Regions from separate parts of the Homo sapiens genome. Here region 2 is linked to region 1. Evidence: chromatin contacts called from ENCODE Hi-C or POLR2A ChIA-PET data. All regions are on one chromosome and are shown on one strand. Each heading gives the region's core, a stretch centred on a gene start or an enhancer-like site at or near the end of the contact. The rest is flanking DNA. Distances are from core to core; before and after follow the strand shown.

The links. Hi-C counts contacts between places; a loop is a spot of excess contacts on that map. ChIA-PET counts read pairs that join two places held with the same protein, here RNA polymerase II (POLR2A). Pooled maps may share reads with other maps.
Region 2: a pooled map shows a loop between it and region 1 (2.9-fold over the local background). The contact joins the enhancer-like site here to the promoter of NAA40 in region 1. A Hi-C loop is called at or near these places in 4 of 50 pooled maps. POLR2A ChIA-PET finds 5 or more read pairs at or near these places in 8 of 52 experiments (A673, Caco-2, GM12878 and 5 more).

The regions. Positions count from the first base shown.
Region 1 is chr11:63,936,814-63,942,531 of GRCh38, reverse strand. It overlaps NAA40 (N-alpha-acetyltransferase 40, NatD catalytic subunit), which reads right to left and starts at 3,530. Exons shown (of 8, transcript NM_024771.4): 1 at 3,430-3,530. The coding sequence starts at 3,435. RefSeq lists silencers at 3,424-3,609, 3,539-3,618, 3,879-3,928 and enhancers at 3,649-3,788, 4,027-4,527.
Region 2 is chr11:63,997,744-64,003,461 of GRCh38, reverse strand. MACROD1 (mono-ADP ribosylhydrolase 1) reads left to right here. Exons shown (of 11, transcript NM_014067.4): 5 at 3,119-3,235; 6 at 3,699-3,820; 7 at 3,902-3,932; 8 at 4,058-4,131; 9 at 4,426-4,507; 10 at 4,590-4,624; 11 at 4,775-4,904. The coding sequence ends at 4,594. OTUB1 (OTU deubiquitinase, ubiquitin aldehyde binding 1) reads right to left here. Exons shown (of 7, transcript NM_017670.3): 7 at 5,050-5,718. Among named protein-coding and RNA genes, the nearest start is that of OTUB1, 14 kb to the right of the region's middle. RefSeq lists enhancers at 2,392-2,899, 2,912-3,847, 4,185-4,274, 3,848-4,785 and silencers at 2,585-3,164, 3,815-4,054. Within about 2 kb of position 2,482, at least 5 of the 41 ENCODE cell types and tissues checked have a DNase peak (open chromatin) inside an H3K27ac peak, as active enhancers do.

The sequences.
Region 1 (5,718 bases), core at 2,281-4,780:
CAAAAGACCTGGATTTGATTCTCAGCTCTTTCACTTACTAGCTGCGTGACTTCAGGCAAGTTACTTAAGCTCTTTTCAGCAAGTTGCTCAAAATTTCTCTCTCAGTTTTCTTCTCCATAAAATGGGGCTCGCAATGTCTACACCAACAGTCGCAGGAGGGGACTTCTGTTTACAAAGACCTCCCTCAGATCTTCTGCCGGTGCTTTAATAAAGGTGATCTATTTTACTTTTCACAACCCAGCATGGTAGGTGTGACTACTTCTTTGATGAGAAACCTGAGGCACAGAGAGTTAAGGAACTTGCAGGGTCACAGAGGCGGTGAGGAGAGTTCTCAAAGCGGTCTCTTCCTCCCACTCCCTCCAACTCTCCCCATGAGGTGAGGGTAGATCCGCTTTATCTGGCTATGTTCACCCAGTGCTCACCAAACAGCAGATACTCAGTTCACATCTGCTGAATGAATCATCCAAGATCCAAATCCACGTTTGAACCCTAAAGTCATGCTCCTTCCACCATGTCACAATCACATGTATATGGCATTTTTTGTTATAAAGTGTTACATAAATGTTTCCATGTGCAGTGTAAAACTCTTCCCCTTACTATTCCCATTGAAAAAGTAACTCCACACACAGTTCTACGACTGGAAGGGGTCATAAAGACAAATTAAAAAAAACACACCCAGGCTGGGCGCGGTGGCTCATGCCTATAACCCCAGCACTTTGGGAGGCGGAGGTGGGTGGATTACCTGAGGTCAGGAGTTCAAGACCAGCCTAGCCAACATGGTGAAACCCCGTCTCTACTAAAAACAGAAAAAAGTAGCCAGGCATGATGGTTAATACCTGTAATTCCAGCTACTCGGGAGGCTGAGGCAGGAGAATCACTTGAGCCTGGGAGGCAGAGATTGCAGTGAGCTGAGATTGTGCCACTGCACTCCAGCCTGGGCAAAAAGAGCACAACTCTGTCTAAAAAAAAAAGGAAAAGAAAAGAAAAGAAACATCCAGATGGGAGGAGGAGCCACTTTTCAGAAAAAGAATTTGGCATCTCTTAGATTTTCAGTATCAATGTCTCTACCCCATATACTATCCAATATCCAAAAAGAATCTGTTTTTGGTGAAGCAAGAGAAATATAAATTCTAACTCCTGAAAGATGACACAAATGTGGCAACTAGGACACGTGTGTGGCAACTGAAGAGAAAGCGCTCCATCTGAAGCCTCACTCAGCCTGAGGCCAGGCTCTGCCACAGGGTAACTACAAGGAATGATGACTTCCCCAGCACCCACAGTTGTGGAATGAGGGTGATGAGACGGTTCCAGCTGTTTCAGGGAGGAGAATTCAAGTCTCTCTTACTGTCAATTTTAGGCCAGAAGAGACTTTGTAGGGTCTCATGTGAGAAACACATCTGTAAAGTATAAGATTGAGGCCCTAAAGGAAGCAAGGATCGCAGAATCTCTGGGGCATATTTCTTTTTTCCTTCACCCTGTCTTATGGTGTTGAGGGCCTGCTATTTCAGTCCAACCAACGAGGAAGTGTTGAACTAGAACGGCATGTTACACTTCTTGTTTTCTGCTTAATCCGCAGTGGCTGCTTCTGGTTAGACAGTTACTAAGGGACACAGGTTTCATTTAGTTTCAACAATGGCTGTGTCTAGGACCTTTCACCAAAATTTAGGTTAAATATGCCTAAGGTCTCTAGACTTGGTTTTCTACATATGAAGTACGTAATACCCAAAACTATTTGTTAAAACACGATGACTGTTTTGACACGGATTAGACAACTATTTTTGTCTAATAAGTTGATTTGTTCAGTCGATAAATAGTGGAGTGACGGGAAAAAAAAAAACTAGGTTAACAACAGTAGGGACAAACCCAATGGGTTAAAAATAGCACAAATCCATTTTAGATCAGTAAAGTTAAGGCTGAGGATACAGACAAAAATAACAGCCACTACTTAGGAGACACCTCCTTAGCAATCTACATCCATTATCTCACTTAATCTTCACTACTACCCTAAGGGGGAGGTATTAGCATCCCAATTACAGAGGTGAGGAAATTCAAACACATAAAGGCCAACTCACTGGCACACTATTATACCACCAGCAGCGAAGACGGGGCTGGAAGTGAGGTACCTCGGGCTCCAAAGTCAGGGTTCCCTTAAGGTGATGGAAATTCCATGTAAATACTAATATAGGCCTGTGTGGTGGCTCACGCCTGTAATCCCAGCACTTTGGGAGGCCTAGGCGGGTGAATCACGAGGTCAGGAGTTCGAGACCAGCCTGGCCAACGTGGTGAAACCCTGTCTCTACTAAAAATACAAAAATGAGCCGGGCATAGTAGCGGGCGCCTGTAATCCCAGCTGCTGGGGAGGCTGAGGCAGGAGAACCGCTTGAACCCAGAAGAAGGAGGATGCAGTGAGCCGAGATCGCGCCATTGCACTCCAGCTTCGGCGACAAGAGCAAAACTCCATATCAAAAAAAAAAAAAAAAAAAAAAAAAAAGAATACAGCCAATACTAGGAAAAGCGTTATCTTTTTAGGAGGGTGACTGATACTGCTGTAATTGAGACTTAGTAAGGTGAACGCACAGAAACTTGCAAATAACTTCTGCCCTACCCTATATCCCGGGAAAGTAAACTAAAATGCACCTCCAGGCTGCCGGCACGGAACAAGTGGTCAATATCCATCCGCGGCTGGGCCGCCGCCCCCGCCTCCCCGCATCTTCCCCGCACACCTGCACAGCCCTCCCCTTGCAAAAAACACCTGCACTACCAAAACCCCTAACAACCCAAGCGGTCGTAAGAACCATTTCATTGCAACCAGGAGGCGTCGAAGGCAGGAGTCTATGGGAAAGGAAGGCTGTGTTTATCAGGAGCAGCAGGAACCTGGTGGAGAGGTTTCGAAAGAGTGTAGGGGAACCGGCTTCGCTGAGACTCGAGTAACGGGAAGGGCAGTGGACTGGGATTCGGGAGGCCCAAGGTGGGGTCTGACGCCCCCGACAATATGACCTTGGCTAGGCGCCTTCTTTCCTCTGGGCCTCAATTCCCTCCAAGCCAGGGTTGACCTCGGATGTGAAAAGCGACGAAGCTGGTGACAGCCAGGTGATGAGTGACCCTGGGGGAGCGGGAAGCTAACCCCAGGGTCCCCGCGGGGGACGGTGGTGGGGAGGCCAGTAACGGGTCCGCGAAGCAGGAAGGGGCGGGCGTGACGCTGGGGGCGCCGAGGGGGTGGGGCCCCGGACCAGGGGCTCTCCAGAGGATTCCCGGGCTAGGCCTAGCGTAGGGACCCTTAGAATGGGGGAGTCGGGTCATGTGGGGGTCAGGGGTCACGTGAGGCTGGAGGGGGTCGGGGTCACGTGAGAGGGGGGTTTAAGAACAAAGGGGGCGAGGGTAGCGAGGAGCGCCCCTGGACCTCCCATCTCCTCTCTCTGCCTCACTCACCCCCATAGCGGCGGCGACAACGCTCAGCTTCTTCTTCACACACTTGCCGGCAGGGAGGCGGCAACGGCGGTGGCTGCAACAGCGGCGGCAGCAGAGCGGACGGCCCTGCAACGCGCATGCGCCTCGCAGCTTCCCCCCCCCCCCCCGCCCAACCGCGCGCCCTCGTACCGCGCCGGCGCAGAACCGGCGCAGGGCAGCGGTGAGCCGGCGCGCAGGTGGAGCGCCCGCTAGGCTGGCCGAGGGTCTCCGACCAGGAGGAGGCGGGAGCGCGGAGGAGCGTCGCGCCGGGAATGACGTGCGGCCAGAGCCCGCCCCCTCGCAGGGCTGCGTCTGTAACTATGGCAACGGCGGCGCCAGGCCTGGCTGCTCACCCAGGCCGTGAGTCGCGCGCCGCTGGGGGCCGGGTGGTTGGCAGCACCTCCCCTGCGGCCAGCGACTCCTTGGCCCCGCGCGTAGCAGCCGGCGGCACAGCCACCTTCCCAGGCGGCCAATCGCGTCTCGACCTCTAAAGTACCTGCCCCTCCAGAGCCCTAGCGCGCGTAGCGGAAGTCTTTGGAAACTTTCCCACCTTCCAGATCTTGACTCTTGAAATTCCTTTTCTAACCAGAGTCCTGTTACTCATTCATTCGTCTTCTAACCATTCATTCCCCCTCATTCATTCACGTTCTCAATAAAAATTAACTCGCATCTACGCGGTGCTGAGCCCAGGGGGCACAGAGAGGAGCGAGGTGCCATCTCAGCGCCACACCTCAGGGTTTAGAGGGGAGACGGGCACGTAAGCACTGTTTAGGAGAGAGTGGACAGTGCTGTTAGCGTGAACACCAGGCATCCCGGAAAGTTTTAATTTCAACCCATCCCCAGCACACCGGAGTGACCCGCACGTGACCCGAATCCAAACCGCCGGGGGCGCTTCCGCAGTGTGCACACCTCTGCCAACCTCCCCCAGAATCTCCAGGGGTGGAGCCAGAGTCTTCACTTCCTAGTGCTCCCCAGGTAGGGAGCGAAAATTAGTGAAATGCTTCAAGACGAAAATTAGTGAAATGCTGCCCAACACTTAAGCTTCATGGACTTTTTCAGGTTTTGCTCATTATTCCATCTTTTTGTTTTTTTAAGAGACAGGGTCTCGCGGTCGCCCAGGCTGGAGTGCAGTGGTGCAATCACAGCTCACTGCAGCCTCGACCTCCTGGGCTCAAGCGATCCTCCCGCCTCAGCCTCCTGAGTAGCTGGGACTACAGGTGTGCACTACCATACGCAGCTCAATTTTTATTTATTTTTTGTTGAGATGGGGTCTCACTGTGTTACACAGACTGGTCCCAAACTCCTGGGCCCAAGCGATCCTCCCACTTTGGCCTCCCAAAGTGCTAGGATTACAGGCGTCAGCCACTGTGCTTAGCCTCATTATTCCAACTTTAGTGCTCAGTACAGTGGTGGCCTCAACAACATTTATCCAGTGCCTACTGTATGCTAGGCACTGTTCCAAGCAGCAAGGAAAACAACAATAAGAAACAGAATAGGCACCACCCTTGTATCCTAGAAGGAGGAGACCGATAATAGATGAAATAAATAGGTAATATACATAGTTAGTTAAATGATACAGGCTCGGCCGGGCGCGGTGGCTCACGCCTGTAATCCCAGCACTTTGGGAGGTAGAGGCGGGCGGATCACGAGGTCAGGAGATCGAGACCATCCTGGCTAACACAGCGAAACCCCGTCTCTACTAAAAAAATACAAAAAATTAGCCGGGCAGGGTGGCGGGCACCTGTAGTCCCAGCTACTCGGGAGGCTGAGGCAGGAGAATGGCGTGAACCCGGGAGGCGGAGCTTGCAGTGAGCCGAGATTGTGCCACTGCACTCCAGCCTGGGCGACAGAGAGAGTCTCAAAAAAAAAAAAAAATGATACAGGCTCTAGAAGGAAGAAAAAGCAGGGAGAGAGCACAGGGAAGGTCAAGATTTATAGTTGTGGCCTGGCGCAGTGCCTCACACCTGTAATCCCAACACTTTAGGAGGCTGAGATGGGCGGACTGCTTGAGCTCACGACTTTGAGACCAGCCTGGGCAACAGAGTAAGATCCTGTCTCTGCAAAAAAATTTAAAAATAAAAAAAAATTAGCCAGGCGTGGTGGCGTGTACTTGTGGTCCCAGCTACTCTGGAGGCTGAGGTTAGAGGATTGCTTGAGCCCGGGAGGTGAAGGTTGCAGTGAGCCGATAGCGCCACTGAACTCCAGCCTGGGTAACAGAGCCAGACTCGGTCTCAAAAAAAAATAAAATAAATAAAAGCTTGGCGCAGTGGC
Region 2 (5,718 bases), core at 1,233-3,732, 62 kb before region 1:
GGATCACTTGAGGTCAGGAGTTCAAGACCAGCCTGGGCAACATGGTGAAACCCCATCTCTACTAAAAATACAAAAAATCAGCTGGGCATAGTGGTGCGCCCCTGTAAGCTCAGCTACTCGGGAGGCTGAGGCATAAGAATCACTTGAACCCAGGAGGCAGAGGTTGCAGTGAGCCAAGATTGCACCACTGCACTCCAGCCTGGATGATATAGTGAGACAGAGGGCTGATATGAAGGAGCCATATCAGGGGGAGTTTAACGGTAGAGGAGGGTGGAGGGAAGAAGGGGCTGCAGGGAGGAGGCAGAGGGGCCTTAGGGGCCATCTTCTGGCCACAGGTGGAGGAAGGCTTCATCTTTGACCTGATGGAGAAACATCTCAGGGGGGTCCCGCCACCCAAGTGGGCTCTGCCTCCCCAGGAAAGACCCCAGGTTTTCTGCTGACTTGGGGTGAGGGTTGAGCTGGAGCCTGGAGGTTTGTTTTGGTGGCTGAGGGCCCTGGAGAGGAGACTAAGGGTTGGTCAGCTCCTGTGAACTGGGAATACCCCACCTCCACCAGGTAGCCCCAGGGATCAGGGCTGCTGGTCTTTTCCAGCTGCCTTGGGGTGGGGTGGGAAGAGGGAAGAGGGAAGGAAGGGCATCTCCCCTGAATGGGACCCCAGGAAGCTTGAGTCTCTAGGACCTAGCTTAGCCCCAGGTAAGAGCCAGGACAGGGCCTGGAGGGCAGAGCTAAGGGGACTCTGGGAGTGTGTGTGGGAGGGGTCCTTTGGGCCTATGGCTAAGGAGAGCAGGGTGGGGGGGTTCCCCTCTGCACTCTCAGGGGAGAGAGCGAGAAGGCTGGTGTGTGGACAGGGAGGGACACGCAGGCAAGAGGGGCCAGGCTGCACTCTAGCTTGTTGGGGTAGCAGTGGGCTGACAGTGACCTGTCCCTCATCTCTGCTTTAGGGGAGCCCCTCCCTGGGGCCCCTGCAGAGCCATCACCTGGCCCAGGCCCTGTTCTGGAACTGCTGGGGGTGAGGAGGGGGCATCTGGCCTGAGCCCTCTGCCAGCATTGATTCCAGCTCCCTCCACCTCCCTTGCGCCCCCAGGTCAGCCCCAAAGGCCTGGCTGCAGGCCAGTCCACTTCCGCAGGAAACATTAAATTCCTGAAACACTGAGCTCCACTTCCCCGCACGGGCCCCCACAGCTGGCCGAGGTCGCCTGCAGGGCGGTGAGCCCCCAGAGACTTCGAGCAGCCGGTGCCAGGTGCTCGACCCGGGAGGCTCCTAGGAGAGCCAGCTCAGACAGATCCCTGGGCTCACCCCCACACACTGTGAACACCCTGTGTGCACCCACCTCCCATCACACTGATGTACACATACCCGAACATGCCCACACTGTCACACTGTTGTTAATAACAGGATACACTCATGACCTCCATTCTTGCCAAGCACTGCCTTAAGCACATTACAAAGTTAGTTTAACTCAATCCTTCCAACAGCCCAATGAGCTCTGAGGTGGGTGCTATTATCCCATTTTCCAGATGGAGCAACTGAGACCCAGAGAGGTTAAATGATATGTGAGGGGTCACACATCTGTGGCTGGCAGAGCCAGGATGTGAACTCACGTTGCCCAGCTCCACAGCCCAGCCACGGCACCCCATTCGGAACACTCACTTCCCAGCACTGGGAGCTCCAGCCTGGACGCCCGCTCTGGGCCCTGCCTTCTTGCTCCATCTCAGCCTCGCCCTGGGCTACAGCTGCCTTTCTCCCTGCAGAGGAGAGGAGCAGGTGGAAGGGATCCAGGCCTGAGCCGTTCTCAGCGTTCCCCTAACCTCTCTGCCCACCCATCCCTGGGACGCTCTGGGAAATTGCCTGGTGCCAGCTCTGAGTAAAGTTGCAGAATGAGGTTTAATTGTGCCCCCAGGGCACGAGATCAAACAGCAAAAGAAAGGGGTGTGAGCTACCTGGCATCCCTGGAACTGTGCCGAGACTGAGGTGATGAAGGAGAAGGTGGCCTTGGTTTGTCCATCTGTAAAATGGGGAATGATGGTCCTCTCTTGATGCCCGCCTGTGAGCACCAGGCAGCTGGTGCCTGAGGAGCTCCTGGCGTGGGCGATCAGAGCTGCCAAAGATGGGCCCTGTCCTCCCGGCCAGCACGCGGCGTTTTCCTCTGTGGGAGGGTCGCTGTCCCGGTATTCCAGATAAGAGGGTGGACGCCAGAGAGGGGAAGGGGCAGGATCTCACAGCCGATGAGGGGTGAGCCCGGGCTGGACCCAGGCCTGCCTGAGGCCGCGCCTCTCCTGCGCGGTGCCCTGGCGAGGTTGGGCTGCTGGAGCGTTTCCTCCATGCCTCCCGCTGCGCCCCGGTTGTTTATCTGCGCCCGGGTCCCCAGGGTCGCTCGCGAGGCCCTGCAGCCGCCCTCGGATAAACAAGCCCATGCGGGGCCGTAATTAAGCTGGATGCGCTAACGAGGCGGTTCATTAACCAGCTGGGGTTTGCGCGCCAGGAGACTCGGGCCCGGGCGTCGGGCTCACCTCCCCGCGCGGCTGGAAGACCCAGACTCCAGCTACAGATCTGATCACCCTGTAACAAGGTGGCCTCGGTTTCCTCATCCGCAAAATGGGTCCTAGGGTTTGCCGCCGCCCCGTGATGGGGCGCCGCCTGGGGAGGTGGGCCTTGGGATCGCACCGACGCTGAGGCCCGGGCGGAGGCAGCGACTGGTCGCGGGCCCTGCAGCGCGCCCGGGACAGGGCTAGGGAGGGGCGTCGGGGAGGAAGCTTCCCCGTCACCCCGGCTCGGGCGGCGGTTCCTGTCCCGGCGGCCCCCGCCTCCCGGAGCCGCCCTGCCTGGGCCCTGGCGGCGCGGCCTGGAAGGGACAGGGTGGGCCGGGTGCGCCCCCTGCCGGCCTCCTTGCGCGACTTCCCGCCAGGCCCAGGGCCGTCCCGCTCTGCGCCTCGGTTTCCCCAGATGTGAAACATTCCGGGCGGGGGTGGGGGCAGCGGCCGCGGCCGGAGGCCACGGGGTTGGGGCGCGGCTCCGCATGGGTCCTCGCATCGCCGAGGGGCTTCTCGGGACTGAGGGTGCTCACCCCGGGGCCGCAGCCTTGCCAGGCCAGCTCAGTCGCGCCCGCCCTTCCCGCAGTGGACGGCTGCATTCATCGGGCCGCCGGCCCCCTGCTTACCGACGAGTGCCGGACCCTGCAGAGCTGTAAGACTGGCAAGGCCAAGATCACCGGCGGCTATCGGCTCCCGGCCAAGTGTGAGTCCCCGACGCGCCCCCAGCTGTGGGGCGCAGACAGGGCGCCCGTGTGTCACTGGGACATCAGGGGTGCGGCCCCCACAGGAGTGCTGGGGAACTCCTCAGGGGGCCCTTCTTAACCTTAAGGGCCAAGACCCGGCCCCCACCCCGCACACCCCAGGAAGCACATGGGGGAGACCGTGCGTGGAGGCTGAGGATGGAGCTGGGGGGCAACGCCTTCGCGCCCACACTCGCGCTCGGGTCTCAGCCGGGCCCATACAGATGTGGGGAGGGGGCGCGGGGCTCTGTGCGCGTGCGGATTCGGGCTCGAGGGGGCCCACAGGGGTGGGGGCCTTCGCGGAGGAGGCTCAGCGCTTGGGGGGAAAGGTGTTTCCTGCCCCCTTCTGCCCAGGCCGGCAGGGGGAAGCGAGGGAGCTGAGGACCGCGTAGACCCCCGCCGGTCTGACCCCGTCGCCCCCCGTAGACGTCATCCACACAGTGGGGCCCATCGCCTACGGGGAGCCCAGCGCCAGTCAGGCTGCCGAGCTCCGCAGCTGCTACCTGAGCAGTCTGGACCTGCTGCTGGAGCACCGGCTCCGCTCGGTGGTGAGGGACGGCCCGCGGGGGAGGGCGGGAGGCGGGGCGCAGTGACAATGTTCCAACCCCCTCTCACCCCTCCCCGCCCAGGCGTTCCCCTGCATCTCCACCGGCGTGTTTGGTGAGTCTGGAAGAAAGGCAAGGACCAGGAGTGGGCGGTGGACCCAGACGCCGGGAGGGGCCGGGGCGGACAGGGGAGTGGGCGGGGCCAGAGCCTAGGACTCACTCCCGCCCCACCCGCCTCAGGCTACCCCTGTGAGGCGGCCGCCGAGATCGTGCTGGCCACGCTGCGAGAGTGGCTGGAGCAGCACAAGGACAAGGTGAGTCCTGGGCCCGGGCGAGGGTGGGGTCCGCATCCCGGCCAGAGTGACCAGCCCCCATCATCGCCCAGGGAGTCAGGGTGCAGAGCGCAGGGCCAGGCCCGCCCCTTCCTTCCCTGTTTCTCCTGCGCAAGGGCGCCTGGCGGTGGCGAGATGGGGGTGATGGCACACAGCCGTGAGCCTCCGTGAAGGGCGCAGGGCCAGGCAGGTGAAAGCCTGCACCAGGGCAGGCAGTCACAGGATCCTGGGGCCAGGCGTGGCAGCTCGGCCCAGGCTGAGCAGCCCCTGGCGCAGGTGGACCGGCTGATCATCTGCGTGTTCCTCGAGAAGGACGAGGACATCTACCGGAGCCGGCTCCCCCACTACTTCCCCGTGGGTACGTGCCCCGCGCCGCCCCACGGCCCGCCCCTGCCCCGGTCCACCCTGGGGGCGGGCTCTCACTGTCCTCTGCCTTCCAGCCTGAGGCTCCCGCAGCCCACCCTGACCGGGACTGGTAAGCAGGGCCTCGCCCCGTGCGGCGGCCCCGGCCCTAGACTAACCCGCCCACTAACCCCCGCTCACCCCCAAGCAGGGCGGGAAACCACGGGGCAGCCTGGGAGGTCGGGGACGCCCATAGACACCTCTGACTCTGCTCTGCCCTCAGACCCGCCTTCGGGACCCCGCTCCCAGCTCTGAGAGGTCGCCAAAGCCTGCAGCCTGGCCTGGGCCTGGCCACCCCTTCTTTCCCTCCGCGCCCCGCCCCCGAGGAGCCTAATAAAGATCTCGTTGTGGCAGCTCCTACTGTCTGAGCTCTGACTGGGGGGAAGGAAGGCGGCCCAGGTGTTGGATGGAGCCCCTGGCCAGATGCTTTCACTGAAAGGGGCTGGCAAGAGCTCTCGGTGAGCCAGGCGGGCAGAGGCACAGGCGGACGGCAGAGGCGGCAGCAGCAGTTCACATTTATTGAGGGCCTGCCCCCAAGGAGCTCACAGCCTGGGGGCTGAGACCCCGAATGTGCAGGGGGCGGGGAAGAAAAGAGGTGAAGGCAAAAAGGCAGGCAATGCAGAGACACCGTGGCCCAAGCAGAGGGGGTGCAAGGCAGGCACAGGCAGGGGGCCTGGGGCGGATGGGGAGGTGGAGAACCGGCAGCCCTGCCTAGACCTGAGGACTGTAGACCCCACACGTTTGAAGGCTGCCCTCCCCCACCAGGATGGCACTGCCCGGGCACCCTGTGGGAGGCCCAGCTCCTCCACCTGCCCTGAGCCGGGTCCAGCCTCACAAAGGCCCCTCCACCCAGGACTCCCAACCATGCAGACTCCCGGTGGAGGGCAGGAAGCTGGGGTCTGGGGCCCAGCCGGGACGTGGAGGTGGGGCCTATGAGGGAGCAGATGAAGTGTGGGTGGCCCTGGGACCCTGGGCAAGTCCCTAAGGAACTTCCAGGATCCCATAGAAGCCCCTGAGCCAGCTAAGAAGGGAAGGAAGCAGAACCCAACGAAGCAGGAGGGGCCTCCAAGAGGCCTGGCCCCTCAAACCTGCTCCTGTTGGGGAAGCTCAGGAGTAGATAGGTGAAAAGCAGGGGGACCCACCTGGGGGGAGGGGGCAGCAGACAGA